2 separate regions of the Homo sapiens genome follow, and region 2 is linked to region 1. The links are chromatin loops, found by intact Hi-C in ENCODE. Cell type or tissue: heart right ventricle. All regions are shown on one strand.

Region 1 (8,000 bases):
TACAAAGACAGCCACTTTTAGCTACTGCTAATGAGACTTGAGTCTATTTTTGTACAAAAGAGAAGCAAAATCTTTTTTCTAAACCTGTGCCTCCCTCTCCTCGGACACCCAGGGTCTAGCCGCTGCCCTGGGTCCTGCCTGCAGTATTACAGAGGTCGTCGAAAGGTGCAGCTGCGTTCTGAGGGCGTGGGGAATGGGCAGGTGGCCTCTGCTGGTCTCTGGCTCTACGTTTAGGCACCCCTTTCCCCAGCCTCTCCTCCTTGGGCAGGGTCTCTGCTCCAGCAAGCAAACAGGGTGGCCCAGGTGGCTATTTTGAGAACTCCAGCTGGTGCCCCCAGACAGCTGCTCAGAGCCAAGGGGGCAGAGGGCTTTCAGCGCCCCCAGGCCTGCCCTGCTATTTCAGGCCCTCAGCTGTCGGGGGCCACTGTGTTTCTGTGCTCCAAGTTGAGACTCGGCCGCAGCGGCGTCAGACTTTTCTTTGCGATGTCCTCGGTTTCCCATTTGTTGCTGCTGCTGCTCATTCCACACTGTTGAGACCTTGTGGTCTCGATGCTGCTGGCCTCCCTCCGTCCCTCTGTCCACTTGTGGGTCCTGGGGTCGTCTTAGCAGAGCCACCGCCAAGGTTTGCACTCAGGGAGGGGCTGATGGAGGGCTGGGCGCCATGGGGTCAGGGAGGCCCCAGGGACCCATGGGCAGAGCTGGGGAGCCAGGAGGATGGGTCTGCCTGCTCTGGGGGTGCAGGCTCTGCAGACACCCCAATTGCTGCTCTGTTGCTGTGCCTAGTCTAGTGTCCCCCAAAGCATCGGGGGGCCACGCAAGTGTGGGTGTGTGAGTGTGCGTATGTGGGGACCCCCCAGGGCATGGTGGGGTCTGAGGCGTGTGTTCCCATTTAGGGCTGAATGAAGCCATGACTTGGAAAGGTGGTGGGGGGTGGATGGCGGCTGTGACTCAGGGCCCAGGGATCACATGGGGGTCACTGCTGCCATCAGCAGTCAGGCAGGGAGAACAGAAATGCAAAAATACAGATGTCTATTTTTCTAAACTGGGGGGTGGAGGGGTGCCTCCTGACAGCTTCCAAAGAGCTGACTGTGGAGGGCCCACAGTGTATCCCACCCCTGCCCGAGAGTCTCTCTCCTTTGGGACCCCCGGGTTCCCAGAGCTCCGAGGAAACTGATCCTTCATGTTTCAATAGCTGTTGTTGTTTTTCTCTTTGGGCCGGGCCGGGCCGGGGAAGGGCCGAGCAGGCTCCAGGAGGCCTCCAGAGTCAGCTGGACCTTGCTGTGTCGCCCGCAGGCAGCCCTGCAGACACCGGTGAGGTGGGATGATTTCAGGAGGTCCCAGCCCGGGACTGCCCGCCCCTCTGCCCTGGGAACCAGTCCAAGGGGCTGTCAGTTGAATTTGCCTTTTTGTTGTTGTTGTTGTTTTTGTTGTTTATTTGTTCTCCTTTTAAGGAATTATGAAGCTAAGAAAAGTTTTGTGTTTTGGGGGTTGGTGGACAAAGTTCTAGCTGATTAAATATGGTCTAACTTATTGATACTATTTTTTTTTCTTTTAATGTTGTACTGTGGAGAAAAACTATTTTGAGCCATGGGGTTGGTGTTTACAAGAACTTTCCACTTTTGCCAAAATGTTACAATTGAAAGGCATCTATCTGCGTCTTCAGTTTCCTGATATTTTCTTAAAAGATCTAGTGTCCTTTTTGTACACTAAACAGGTGAATGCTGACTTTTTTCATTCTCCAATAAATTTCACTGAACTGAACCTGGCAGCCCAGGCTGCCTGGCTGGTGTGTGTGGTGTGTGGGTGTTGGTGTATCTGTGTGTGTGGTGTATGGTGTGTATGTGTGTGTGGTGTGTGTTGGGGTGTGTGGGTGTGTAGTATATCTGTGTCGGTGTGTGTTGGATGTTGTGTGTGGGTGTGTAGTGTGTGTGATGTGTTAGGGTGTGTGTGTTGTATGTGTGGGTGTGTTGTGTGTGGTGTGTGTTGGGGTGTGGGGTGTGTGGTGTGTGTTGGGGATGTGTGTGGTGAGGATGTGGTGTTTGTTGGGATGTGGTATGTGTTGGGATGTGGGTGTGTGTTGGGGTGTGGTGTGTGGATGTGGTGTATCTGGGTGTGTGGTATGAGGGTGTGGTGTGTGTTGGGGTGTGTGGTGTGGGGTGTGTGTGGTGTGTTGGGGATGTGTTGAGGGTGGGTGTGTGTTGGGGTGTGTGGGTGTGGTGTGTGTTGGGGTGTGTTGGTGTGGGTGTGGTGTGTGTTGGTGTGTGTTGACCGGATGTGTGGTGTGTGTTGGGGTGTGAGGGTGTGGTGTGTGTTGGGTGGTGTGTGGTGTGTGTTGGGGTGTGTAGGTGTGTGTGTGGTGTGAGGGTGTGGTGTGTGTTGGGGGTGTGTGTGTTGGGTGTGTGGTGTGTGTTGGGGTGTGGGTGTGTGTGTAGTGTGTGGGTGTGTCACAGCCTGGTTTCTGTGGTGGCTGTCCCTGTCCTGTGGTTGGGGGTGGGCTGGCATCAGGAGGTGATGTGACCTGGGGCCGCCATAATGATGAGAAAGGGTTGTTCAGGGGCTCTGGCTGGGACCAGATAAGAAGGCAGAGTTTGCAGCCTACCTGAGCCGTTGCCTGAGAAAGGACCAAATCAGAGGGCCCTGTAGGTGACGGGGAGCGCGGGGGTGGGGGCAGGCTGGGTCAGGGCGGAGGGATAGGGAGCCATAGCAGGTGTGTGAGCACAGCAGTACCCTCTGGTGTGGATAGGGTGGGCTGAACCCAGCATTGGGATTCCTTGGCCCCCTGTGGCACCAAAGGCTACAGGAGTGGGGCTGGGGGTGGGGGAAACCAGCTGTGACTGTCTCCCTCTGATGAAAGCAGCAGCAGGTAACGGTAATATTACCTGTTCTTCCCACACTGGGGCAGGGGCATCCCCTGTGCCACTAGTGGGGATGGGGAAAAGGCCTGACGGGAGCGGCGGTGGTGCAGGTGGAACGAGCCAGGGGCCATGGAGAACATAACACTCAACCTGCCAGCCAAGGACAAGAAGGGGTGCATTTAGTAAGCGATAACACCGAAGAATAGGACCGTGGGCAAAGGTCCTGGGCCTGCAGCTGTGGGGGGGGCCTGGCCTCCCTGCCCGTCCGTGGCCTTGGCCCAAGTTCTAAGGCCACCCAGGAATCTGAGGGGCGCGGGAGGGGAAGTCATGCAGCCCAGTGGGGCAGCGTGTACCCTGCTCCCAGCATAGCCTGGCCACGCTGTTCTCCCAGGATAACATCTCTGTCCCAACATCCCAGGGCCAACACCAACCTCCTGCAGCTCACGGTCCTGCCTCCCCCGGCCCTCCAACGCCAGCCCTAAGCCAACTGCCCAGCAATACTCTGGCCATCACCCCCGCAGCCTGCAGAGGCCACAGTCAGTCCCCTGACCTTCCTGAGCCATGGATGCCATCAGTCTAGTGCCCCGGATATTCAGGAGAGCCTTCCCACCCTCATGACCTGGGCACCCTGGTAGAGAGGGGCTCAGAGCTGTTAAACCCTCTCCTGCCACCTGCCAGGGGCCCCAATTGTCCTCTTTCAACGGGCACCCCTGTTCCTGCAGCCCCCTCCTGTACCAAGCTCCACCTGGGCTCTGCAACACAGCAGTGACTCAGCCTCATCCCTGCCTTCAGGGAGCCCACACTTTGCTGGGGAATAACAGTGCATCTCACCACCGACTTCAGCACACCCAGGCCTGACTGTAGGGGCCAAACCCCCTCCTTCGGCCTTGTCAACTGCTGGGAGTGGAAGCAGCCCAGCCTCTATGCCGATTCCCTCCAGCTGCCCTGTGCCAGCTCCCATCCTCCGGCACCCTCTACAGGTGGCCCTGTGAACACAGGCTCCCCGGGGCTGGGTCTTGGGACCTTCCTCATGTCTCTCAACTACACAGGTTCCTGAATCACGTGTCGCCTCGAGGCACAAACTCCCCGATTCTCTGATCCTCCAGTACCTACAGGATGTCCAACAGTTCCATTCCCAGAGATGGTATCGGACTCCACAAGTTATGGGGGTCAGTCCCACAGGGCTGCACCTGTGTCAGATGCCACCTATACTTCTGGCAAGCAGGCTAATAAATTGCGAGTTCCCATGACCCCACTTCAGGTTTGATAATTGCTGGAACAGCTCACAGAACTCCGGAAAATGCTCACAGCCAAATGGAGGAGGCGCACAGGGCAAGGTATGGGCGGGCCGTGAAGCTTCCATGCCTTTTCCAGGCATGCCACCCTCCCAGCCCCTCCATATTTTCCCCTAAACCCCATTTTTTTTTTGAGACAGGGTATTACTCTGTTGCCCAGGCTGGAGTGCAGTGGTACAATCATGGCTCACTGCAGCCTACACCTCCTGAGCTTAGGTGATCCTCCCACCTCAGCCTCCCACGCAGCTGGACTACAGGTGTGCGCCACCAAGCCCGGCTATTTTTTGTTTGTTTGTTTGTATTGAGACGGGGTTTCCCCGTGTTGCCCAGGCTGGTCTCAAACTCCTGGGCTCAAGCGATGCGCCCGCTTTGACCTCCCAAAGTGCTAGGATTACAGGCATGAGCCACCGTGCCTGGCTGACTGCCTATTTTTCGGCTTAGGTTCTATGAAGAATGTGTATCAATGTGTTGAAACACTGTAGATCTTAAAGGGAGCAGACTGGGTGGGGGAGGGGGGCCAGCCTGCCCAGACTTCCTAGACTCTGGGTAGCATTCCTTCCTCCAGGGTATGGGCAGGACCCTCCCGGAATGAGGGTCTTCAAGGGAGCAGGCAGAGAGTGACCTTTGCCGGCTTTGTGGCTTTTTTTTTGTTTTAAGGGGAGAAGGGCTCCAGTGTCTCTGACCTGCCTTGGGGAAGAGGAATTCTGGTTTCTATGGTTTCCAGGGGAGAAAGGGGCTAGAGGCAGGAGGGCAGGAGAAGGTCGGAGAGACTCGATTCTGAGCTTTCCGATGCCCTGCTCAAAGCGCGGGGCAGGCCAAGGCCCCATAACTTGAGGCTGAGGGGAGTTTCTGTGTTCTGAGCCCCAACTGTCTCATTTGCATATATGTGATTGATTAAATCGTTGGCCACTGGTGATTGAGCTCAATGTCTAACCAAGAACCAGGAACAAACACCAAATACTCTTTCACACTCCCTATCCCCAGCCCTCAGGGTCTGCCCAAGACCCCAAACTGCCTCCCACGTAGCCAATTTTTCATCTGCCCTGTCTGGGTGGCTCAGGTGGCTTGGCCTGTAGTTTTCTTTCAGTGAACTCCTCTTCATGTCTCAAAACCCTTGCCAGCAGCCCCCTCATCTGGGGAGCCTGTCTTGCAGGGGCCCTGCCTGTGAGTTCCCACCCACTGGGGCGGGGGTGTCCCAGTCCACTTCCAACTCCCTCAGACTGGGGCCCCTTCAGGGTGAGGCCTGGACCCAGAGTCTTAAGCCCTCATCCTCCAAGGTCAGGCCCTGTCTCTTGCAAACGTTCCCAACTATCCACCTTTTGGGCCAGCTCCAGTGGTGGAAACTTTCCGGCCTCCAGGCGCTTGTTTTGGAAAGTTCCTGGGGGAGCTGCCCCGGCCTGCCCGCTGGGTTCCCACGCTCCCTTATCAGCGCGCATGAGGGGGGCGCCCTGCAGTGCAGGCCTCATTCCTCCCCTGCCTCGGCCCTGCCCGCCTGTGCGTCCCCTCCCCTTTCCAGCGAACAGCCTCCCGCTCCGGCCCACTCCTGCCAAGCCCTCCTGCTGCAGGTGGGGAAACAGGCCAAACAGGCCCCATCCTTGTGAGCCCCGTGGGGACAGAGTGACTTTGTCCCCCGAGATGGATGGGGGCGGACATGGGGAGCCAGGGGATGGGACTGCCTGGTAGGTGCTGCTGCCCACGAAGGGGGAGTAGGTGGCAGTGTGGCTCCGAGGAGATTCTGGCTTTGGAGTTCTGGTCCTCTGCCTGTTTCCCCTGCAGTGTCTCTGACCCAGACCCCCTACCTACCCCCCCGGAGGCCCAGCTTCCCTGCCCAGCTCCACCCCCTGGCTTGTGGCTGGGCTCATGTGTAGCCTCATTGTCCTCTTGTAAAGGGGGGATAGGCAGCCATGAGCCCCTGGGGGCTGCGGAGCGAGCGAGGTGAACCTATACGCGCCGCGCTCGTGGACGCCTGGCCACTTCCGCCAGGCGGGGACCCGATGGCCACGGTGGCTCTGGGTTGTCGGGCCTCGAACCGGGTCTCCAGACGTTGGGCCCCTCCCTCCCAGCGCGGGAGAGGCGGGGAAGGGGGCGGGGCGGGGGAGGGGCCGCAGCGCTTTTCTCCGGAGGTCGCGCGCCCGAGAGCCCGCGCTGTCCGCCGCCGCTGCCTGAGTCGACTCTGCGCCGGTGAGTGCGGTTCGGGGCAGGGACGGCCTCCGTGGGGACCCAGGCTGGCTTGGCCCCGGCCGCTTAGAGTCCCCGCTGACCCCCTGCTCACCCCGGGCCCCCAGCCCGCCGCGATGGAGGCCGCCGCCCAGTTCTTCGTCGAGAGCCCGGACGTGGTCTACGGCCCCGAGGCCATCGAGGCGCAATACGAGTACCGGACGACGCGCGTCAGCCGCGAGGGTGGCGTTCTCAAGGTGGACCAGGGGGCTGAGGAAGGAGGCGTGCTGGGGAGAGCGGGGCGGCTCGGGGAGAAGGGCACGGGACCCGGGATTCACTGCGCGGCCTGTCTTCAGGTGCACCCCACGTCCACGCGCTTCACCTTCCGGACCGCCCGGCAGGTGCCCCGGCTCGGGGTCATGCTTGTCGGCTGGGGCGGGAACAACGGCTCCACACTCACCGCCGCGGTGCTGGCCAATCGACTGCGTTTGTCCTGGCCCACGCGCAGCGGCCGCAAGGTGGGGGCGGGAGGGGCGTGGTGGGTAGGGAGGCTTGGTGGGAGTCCTTGCGGGCGGGGGCGGGAGCCTGCAGGGGGCGGGGCTCTGCGGGACCAGGGGGGCTGTAGGGGGTGGGGTTCCGCGGGGCGAGGGGCTGCAGGGGCGAGGGACCTGCCCGGGTCTGGAGGCCTGTAGTGGGCGAGGGACCTGCAGGGGGCGAAGCTCTGTGGGGCGGGAGGGCTTGCAGGGGGCGGGGCCTGGCTGCAGGCGGACCCCGTGGAAGGGTTTCGCGAGGTAGCGGGGACTCCTCGGGAGTCTTACAGGGGCGGAGCTTAAGGTGCCGGAGGTCTCAGGGGAGGGGCCTGGGGGCAGCGGCTTCCGTCCTGGCTGTGAGCCTGGAACTGAAAAATGCCCGAAAGTGGGGCGGGGCTTGAGAGTCTAGGTGGGGCCCAGGCCGGGTCGCGGCCCTTTCACCACTCCCACCCGTCACCTCGCCGTGTCTGCTGACCCCCAGGAGGCCAACTACTACGGCTCGCTGACTCAGGCGGGCACCGTGAGCCTGGGCCTGGACGCCGAGGGCCAGGAGGTGTTCGTACCCTTCAGCGCGGTGCTGCCCATGGTGGCGCCCAACGACCTCGTGTTCGATGGTGGGCGGAGCCCTGGGCCGGGGTGGGGCGGGATGGGAGATGGGGTCTGGAGGGGCCCAGGATCCGGGCAGGGCCGAGTGTGAGGGTCCCCCCAGGCTGGGACATCTCGTCGCTGAACCTGGCCGAGGCGATGCGGCGCGCGAAGGTGCTGGACTGGGGGCTGCAGGAGCAACTGTGGCCGCACATGGAGGCCCTGCGGCCCCGGCCTTCTGTTTACATCCCCGAATTCATCGCGGCCAACCAGAGCGCGCGCGCGGACAACCTCATCCCAGGCTCGCGTGCGCAGCAGGTGCTGTCCCATCCCGCATCCCTTGCTTCCTGCCACCTGTTCTTCGCCACTTGGTTCCCTCTTTTTGCCCCACCCCGCGAATCCAGGCCTCACTTGACACCCGGGGAACTGAGTAGCCCAGGCCTCTGTGAGTCCGAGAGTATGTACAACCAACTTCCCTACACCCTCTCCATCCTCCCCACACCCTCACCATCCAACCCACAGCTGGAGCAGATCCGCAGGGACATCCGAGACTTCCGGTCTAGCGCGGGGCTGGACAA
Region 2 (8,000 bases), 210 kb before region 1:
GGTGGATGGGTGGATGGATGGGTGGGTGGGTGGACAGGTGGGTGGATGGAAGGGCAGGTGGATGGTGAGTGGATGGAAGGGTGGACTGATGGAAGGGTGGGTGGATGGGTGCATGGATAGGTGGGTGGGTAGATGAAAGGGTGGGTGTGTGGGTGGGTGGGTAGGTGGGTAGATGGAAGGGTGGGTGGGTGGATGGAAGGGTGGACTGATGGAAGGGCGGATGGATGGGTGGGTGGGTGGGTAGATGGAAGGGTGGGTGGGTGGGTGGGCAGGTGGGTAGATGGAAGGGTGGGTGGGTGGGTGGATGGAAGTGTGGACTGATGGAAGGGTGGGTGGACGGGTGGATGGATGGGTGGGTGGGTGAAGGGTGGGTGGGTGCCTAGGTGGGTAGATGGTAGGGTGGATGGGTGGGTGCATGGAAGGGTAGACTGATGGAAGGGTGGGTGGATGGGTGGATGGATGGGTGGGTGGGTAGATGGAAGGGTGGGTGGCATGGGTAGGTGGGTGGATGGAAGGGCAGGTGGATGGGTGGGTGGATGGAAGGGTGGACTGATGAAAAGATGGGTGGATAGGGGCAGGTGGGTGGGTGGGCGGATGGGTGGGTGGGTGGTGGGGTGGATGGACAGGTGGAGGTATGGATGGTCAGGTGGGTGGGTGAACTGGTGGACATAGGTGTGAACAGGTGGGTAAGAAGGAGTGAGTGGGTGGCAGATAGATGAATGGTGGATGAAGGGTGGGTGGATAGATGGACAGATAAATCCACATCTTTGTGCTGGGCCGGCCCTGAAGAGCCCCTGTCTTGCTCTTCCTGCTGTTTAGCTCCACATGCATCCTCCAGGCTCAGGCAGAGCCTTGGTGAGCAGTCTCAGCCCTCTGAGCCTCAGTCTCCCCATCTGCATCATGGTGATGATCATAGGACCCACCCACTTGGGACCATGAAAAGGCCAAAAAGCACCTGTGCACTGGCCAAAGAAGGTCTCTGCTGGCCATACCTAGTGTCCCTCTGCCTCTTGTTTACTGTGTGGCCTTGGATGAGCCCCTGAACCTCTCTGTGCCTCAACTTCCCCATCTGTAAAATGGGATGATAGCCGTGCCCCTTTTCTAGGCTGCCTGCCGACAACGGAGCCAGGAACCAGAACTGCACCACCCCAGTTGATGGCCTTATACAAAGTGGGTGCTCCCTTGGTTCGTGGAGGCTGTTCTGATGGGGACGCCCCAACACTGTGGTCCAGGTACAAGCCAGGATGGGAGGGGTGCTGTGGAGGCAGAGAGCTTGCTGCTGGCCAGGGAGGTGGGGTTTGAGGGTGAGTGAATGAGTGAGGTGGCAGGTGGATGGCTCCCAGGTGGCAGCACTGGGCTGGAGCCCAACTCTTTTTTTTTTTTTTTTTTTGAGATGGAGTCTGGCTCTGTCACTCAGGCTGGAGTGCAGTGGTGTGATCTCAGCTCTCTGCAACCTCCACCTCCCAGGTTCAAGTAATTCTCCTGCCTCAGCCTCCTGAGTAGCTGGGACTATAGGCGCCCACTACCACACCTAGCTAATTTTTGTATTTTTAATAGAGACGAGGTTTCATCACATTGACCAGGCTGGTCTCGAACTCTCGGCCTCAGGTGATCTGCCCGCCTCGGCCTCCCAAAGTGCTGGGATTACAGGCGGGAGCCACCGCACCTGGCCTGCTGGAGCCCAACTCTTATCTTAGCTCACTGCTTGTTCCTCCCCACAAGACCTCCTGGCCCGAGTCCTAGTGTATGTGATCCTTCAGGATCCACCGCGAAGCCCTCAGTGGGACTCTCCTGCACATCCTGTCTCTGGACCTTTGCTCATGTTGTGCTCTGTGCTGAGTGGCCAACCCTCTTGCCCTCAGACCCTTCTCCCTCCACCACACTCCTGAGCCCACCAGCATTTCTGCACTCAGCACCTCTGCTGCCTCCACCCCAGAGCCTTCTCTGCCATGGCTTTCCTCACCCTCATGGCCCAGCTGGGTCCCCATCCAGGGCTGACGAGTGGGCAGGTCTCGGCCTGAGGCTTCCCTTTCCCATTCCCTCCCACTGAGGTGAGACTGCTTCTGCCACAGCCCATCCCCCGACTTGGTCCCACTGCATTGGGCCGGCAGCAGGGACCACTTGAATGAGCAAATCCCTTCACTCCACAGTTCAGGCAAGTAGGTACATGACTGCACAGCTCCAGAGCACCGCTTGGAAACCCAGTGAAATTCTAGCACTGCTGAATTCTAGCATGTCGGGGTGGTAACGTGCTGCAAGGCAGCCCACCCCACTGCCTCCACTGGCAGGACAGGTGTTGAAGCCCCAGAAGGGACGGGGCTGCCACATGGCACTGCTCATCCCCAGCAGAGCCAGGCCAGATGCAGGCACTCCACAGCTTAGCCCAGCACCTTCCAAAGACAACACAAATTTCAGCATCAGAGGGGGTCTGTCATGAATATCTTCATTTTTGGGGTGTTTACCATCCCTCCCCTCTTCTCATAAGGGCCCCCTGTTCTCCTCTGGAACCTCCTCTTCTCTATGCTCAGCCCCAGTGGTGGAGATCAGGCAGATCCCATTGCTGGGCTGAAAATATGGATGTGACACAGACTGGACAGAGGCTCCAGGGCCCCTGGCCATAGGGATTCATCCTGGGATGGGGACTTGGCCCTTCTGATCCAATCAGAGCCTTCCCTGGGATTTTTACTGGAGCCACCAGGATGAAGGGTCGCCTTCCTGGTGGTGTTGGCAGGCTAGTGGAGTGGCAAGGTGAGGTCCCCTTTCTACCAGGTGGGCAGCACCCAGACAAGAGGGATGACAGAGCTGAAAGAAGGGAGCCACAGATTCCAGCCTTCAGACCTTGCACCCCAACGTACCTAAAACCGGGTGTCTCCTTGCACTTTTTAAAATGTGAACTTCGAGTCTTTAACTGACGGCAGTATCTTGGGTTTCTGGCTCTCCCCACCAAGAGGGGCCTCGGATGTCAGGAGGCTCAGATCCAGCCACGGCATTCCAGACGAGCCTCTGGAAAAACCACTGTGGCCTTAACACTTTTCCAGCTGCCGCCTCTCCCTGCAGTGCACACCAGCTTCCTACCGGGGCTGAGGGGTCAGGAAGCCCCGCTGAGGGCCATTCTGAGGGCGAGTGGGCGGCGGCCATCCCCAGCCGCAGCCCCGCCTGTCTGTGACGAGACAGACGGCTCCACTCCGTCCGCCACGACTCCCAGAAAAGGTCAGCAAGCTGCCCGCGCCCCTGACCAATGCGAAAGTTCAGCAACTCTAAATGCTAACAGACTGGAGGCGTGACTGAGGCTGGAACGGCAAAGGGGCCCGGTGCCATCAGCCTTGGCGAGGAAAACATCACCCGTCATCTGTGCAAGTGACTCACGTGGAGTATAAACATTTGTGCGCTCCTGACCCCCCGCTTCACACGACAGAGAGCCACGAGGACCCGAGGAGGGGGAGCCAGAGGAGAGACCTAGCGCAGCCCTCCTGGGACAGGACGGACTTCACCAAGGAGAACGCGTGCTTCCAACTCGAACTTCAGTCCTGGAAGTTTTTCAGATAGAGGATGACTCAGGCTGATGGCAACAGAGAGGGTGTCTTGGGGGTCCTCTGTGGGGCTCCCCTACGTGTCTGTCATCTCACAGTCACCTTGACACTCCTTCCACCCCGCTCCGGGAAAATGTCCCGCTCTCAGACGATCTGGGTGATCACATGCCTCTCTGCTCTGCCTCCTTAGGCAGACTGCCTCAAATTCTAACATCCCGTGGAGAGCAGAACTCTCCGGATATCCAGCCCAGACCGCTCCCGCCCGGGTCCGTCTTTGACCCCTGTGGAATTTCACAGTTGTGGCGTCAGTAAACATCTTCGGCCTCGATCCTCGGGTGACCCCCCTCCAGGCCTTTACAAGCCTGAAGGTCCACCCCTCAAGATCTCCTCCAGGCCCAGCCTGTTCAATTCCGGAAGCCCTTGCCCTCGCAGGAAAGGTCTGTGATTCCCCCAAGGTGCTGGTTACTTCCTCCCAGATCACAATATTTTCAGTGTGCACCGTGGTGGTGCACACAGAGCGATCAGGCACTCCGCTGCGCAGTGAGGGGTCTGAAATCACGCTGGACATGCACCAAAATCCACTCTGCAGAGGAGGAATGCTAGGGAATTGCTGGCGCAGCCGTTGGAGACGAGTCCTGTGAATTCTGTGCGGCCCTCTCCGGAGAGACATGTGGAAGGGGCGGGGTGGGGGGCAGGAAGGGACTGGAGGCTGGGGTTAACAAGTGTTAAGAGAGCTGGTCCGCACAGCTGCAGAGCGGCTACCAGAGGAGGAGGGCGGGGCTGCCGGCAGCGGGAACCCAGCGGGCTTGGCCCCCACTTCCACTTCAGACAGCTGGACAGGGAGAGAGCGGCTGTCGTTTGCCGCCTTTGCTTTAACATGCAGGGCTGAGGTTTTGCTCACTCACTAAAGACAGCACACGCAAAACGGTATGGTGCCCTGGGCTCTGTAACAGGTAACAGGGCTGGTTTACTGACAACATGCCTGTGAATTTCTGCTTCTCCGCCCACACCCTGCTGGTTCAATGAAGTGAAGAGGAAGAGGCGGATGACCCTCGGCCAGCCTGGGCATGCAGAGCTATGCCAGGAGGCTTCCCCTCTGGTATGCATCGAAGACTGTTCGGGGTGGGGTACTCACTGGATCTACACTCAAAAGCATCCATCCCGTGCCAGTAGCTGTGCCAGCGCCAGGACCACCACTGTAAAAAGATCTGATAAAGCCCTGCCCTTGGGGAACGTACATTCTACAGGGACATGGGTCCTCAAGCAGAGAATGTACCATGACGACAGGGCGAGCAGTGGCGCCACGGTGGACACAGTGGCCAGGCCCCGAGGAGACAACACTTGAGCCGTGCAAATCACTGGGACAGGACATTCCAGTGAGCGTGCTTCAGAGCCCAGCAGAGCCGTCAGAGCTGCGGAAGCTCAGGGGCCCAGCGGGTCACATCAAGAAGTAGATTTTGTTCTGAGAGTGAGGGAGCCACTGGCAGGTGGCCGGCAGGGGAGTGAGGTGGTCTGATTCCTGCCTTAGGAGGGTCCCGCTGGCTGGAGTTGGGGATGATGCCCAGAAGGGGAAGAGCCAGGAGTGGCTCTGAGCTGGGATGGGGAGGAGAGAGCAGGAGGAGCTGGCTCCAGGCTGTGGCTCGAAGGTGGAACCCACAAGAGATGCTACCTGAGGACCTCCTGGGCAGCTGCAGCCAGACTGAGGCCTTCTCTCAGGAGGAGGGACATTCCCAGGACTGGGACCTGCTGGTGGGAAGACCTGAAGCCCTCAAGGACTGTGGGAGCTCCAAGTGGCACGAACCCTGAGCAAGGAGAGGCATGAAGGGCTTTTCTGGAACACAGGAAGGGCTGCGAATCCCCTAGGCCAGGTGGCGCCTCCAAGTCTGCTGCTTGTTGCAGGCAGTGCAGCCGCGCGGGACCAAGGACAACCCTGACCTTCAGCCTGCCCGGTGGGGAGGGCAGAAACTGGCCACCACTATCAGTCAGCACAAGCTCAACCTCCAGGCATCCCCAAGCCTGCGTGTGCCTCTCCATCCCTCCAGGGCCCACCTTGGCCGAGGGTCCCTTGTCTCTTGCCAGAGGGATCCTTTCTTTTTTGAGACAGAGTCTCACTTTGTCGCCCAGGCTGGAGTGCAGTGGTGCAATCTCGGCTCCTGGGTTCAATCGACTCTCGTGCCTCAGCCTCCAGAGCAGCTGGGACTACAAGCACCCGCCACTGCGCCCAGCTAGTTTTGTGTATTTTTAGTAGAGACTGGATCTCACTATGTTGCCCAGGCTGGTCTCGAACTCCTGACCTCAAGTGATCTACCCGCCTTGGCCTCCCAATGTGCTGGGAATACAGGTGTGAGCCACCACACCCGGCCTACAGAGGGATCCTTTCAAAACAGGAGGCTGACTGATATGCCGCTCACCCAAACCCTGCCCTGGCCCCCTGGCCCAGCCAGCCCGGAAATGACCGCACGACGTTCTCTAACTCCTGCTGGCATGTATGCGCCCCATGGGCAGGGTCCATCTGTCCCATGGACCCTTCATGTCCAGCACCAGGCATGGGGTGGACACAGGAGACTGTGGCACCTGCACAAAGGCAGAGAAATGTGTCTAACAAATCCTGTCCACAGAGCAAAGAGCTGGGGATGCCGGGACACATGCTGCCCAGTCACCCCTTGCCTTCAGTAGATCCCACCCCCTTCTTCCAGGATCCAAGGCCCCAAGTCGCTGAATTATTTCTATCTGTGTCCTTCCCCCTCATCCTCCTCTCTCCCTCCCCATTCTCCTGTTCTTTTTCTCCTCCTCTCTCTTTCCTCCTCCTCCTCTCTTCCTCCTCCTCTTCCTCCTCTTTTTCTCCTCCTCCTCTTCCTCCTCCTCCCTCTCATCTCCTCCTCCTCTTCCTCCACTCTTCCTCCTCCTCCTCTCTTCCTCCTCCAGGGCCTCTTAACACCAAATCTAAAACATTCCCTAAAACCAAAGGGTAAGACACACACACACACACAAATATCAGAAAAAGGAAAAAACCAAAGGGCTGGAGTGAGGAGAAAGCCTCCCTTTTACAGTGTCTGAGGAGAGGTGGGTGAGATAAAAAGTAATCGCCGTGGGGGAGGTGGGATGACATTCGCAGGGGCTCCCTGGAGATGGTGCGATTATGGCGGAGGGTAATAAAGCCTTTCTTCCCCGGTAACTACGGACAACGACAAGGAGGCCGTCCCGGGGGTCACAGCTACCAGGTGGAAACAGTCCAGCTGTGACGATCGCACTGCACGATTCAGGTTGAAGTGAGTGCTTTCAGAGCAATTCCACTCCCAGAGCTCTTGGGACCTGCCGACAAGGAGGGGAGGAGAGGGTGGCCTCCTTCCCAGAGAAGGGGCTCAGCTGTGAGGGGCAGATCGAGTGGCCTGGATGTGGCTCGGCCTGTGGGCCAGTGCCCTTCTTGGGCTGGCCCAGTTCCACCTGCCCCCATCCCTGCTGAGACGCGCCACCCCCCGCCGCCCCTGCCCCCGCCCTGCCGAGCTCCTGCTCCCAGGCCTACTCCTGGCGGAACCTGCCCTCTCCAGCTCACGCTGGACGTGCTCTACTCTCTCGCTGCCCCTGCTGCTGTCCCTCTTACGGCCCAAGTCATGGCACTACTGTCTTCCCAATGGCTCAAGTTCACCCTCTCCTTTCCCTGCCTGACACACGCACGCCACATCAAGGCTTGCTGGCATTGACGATCCCCTCAAGGCCCATGCGGGCATGGCGGGCAGAAGGATGGCAGTGTCCCCATCATGGGCGTCAGCACTGCCACAGTAACACTGATGAGGTACATGTGACCTCTCCCCACTCGTTTCCTCCCAGACACCCCCCACCTGGTGGGCCTGGAGCCCCATTTCCCAGATGAGGAATCTGTCACAGCCACAACCCATAAAGAGGGAGCCACAGTCACCCATGGGTATGATGAGACACCTCATGCCGCCATATCTGACCACATTTTCCAGGAGAAGGACTTGAGTCCACGTCTTGGAAGGGTCAAAATCCTCCTTCTGAAAGGGGCATGAGGCCGGGCGCACTGGCTCATGCCTGTAATCCCAGCACTTTGGGAGGCCAAGGCAGGTGGATCACCTGAGGTCAGGAGTTCGAGACCAGCCTGGCCAACATGATGAAACCCCATCTCTCCTAAAAATACAAAAACTAGCCAGGCATGGTAGTGGGCGCCTGTAGTCCCAGCTACTTGGGAGGCTGAGGCAGGAGAATCACTTGAACCCAGAAGGCGGAGGTTGCAGTGAGCCAAAATCATGCCACTGCACTCCAGCCTGAGCTCAGAGTGACGTCAAAAAAAATTAATAATAATAAAAAAGAAAGGGGCAAGAGGCCAAAGGAATGAGAACTTCCCCAAAGTAGCAAGAACCTCCTTGGGAAGCCACCTCTTCCCCTAAGTCTTCCTAGCAGGAGCTGGGGGGCTGGACCCTTCCAAGGCCTCTGGGCTTGGTGGAGATGATC

What was found. Peaks named below come from ENCODE experiments on the same cell type or tissue, not always from the same donor. Only the 100,000 strongest peaks of a DNase experiment are listed, where the experiment ranks them.
Region 2: a loop joins it to region 1, with 2.4 times the contacts of the local background. A loop is called at or near these places in 3 of 110 quality-filtered maps.

The regions. Positions count from the first base shown.
Region 1 is chr19:18,436,424-18,444,423 of GRCh38, reverse strand. ISYNA1 (inositol-3-phosphate synthase 1) reads left to right here and starts at 6,291. Exons shown (of 11, transcript NM_016368.5): 1 at 6,291-6,331; 2 at 6,436-6,564; 3 at 6,664-6,825; 4 at 7,319-7,451; 5 at 7,547-7,740; 6 at 7,945-8,000. The coding sequence starts at 6,445. It overlaps ELL (elongation factor for RNA polymerase II), which reads left to right. Exons shown (of 12, transcript NM_006532.4): 12 at 1-1,761. RefSeq lists silencers at 2,564-2,613, 6,214-6,433, 6,914-7,053 and enhancers at 3,407-3,466, 3,627-3,746, 5,092-6,078, 6,079-7,066, 7,994-8,000. In heart right ventricle, CTCF peaks have their summits at 3,844 (motif pointing left) and 7,100; DNase peaks (open chromatin) are centred at 5,568, 6,333, 7,203, 7,952 and 1 weaker place; H3K4me3 peaks cover 2,348 bases; H3K27ac peaks cover 3,356 bases.
Region 2 is chr19:18,645,980-18,653,979 of GRCh38, reverse strand. All of the region lies in intron 1 of KLHL26 (kelch like family member 26), which reads right to left. Among named protein-coding and RNA genes, the nearest start is that of KLHL26, 13 kb to the right of the region's middle. RefSeq lists enhancers at 2,007-2,594, 4,265-5,075, 5,076-5,886. In heart right ventricle, no CTCF peak of the experiment used is centred here; DNase peaks (open chromatin) are centred at 3,209, 3,769, 4,189 and 4,885; H3K4me3 peaks cover 2,208 bases; H3K27ac peaks cover 4,966 bases.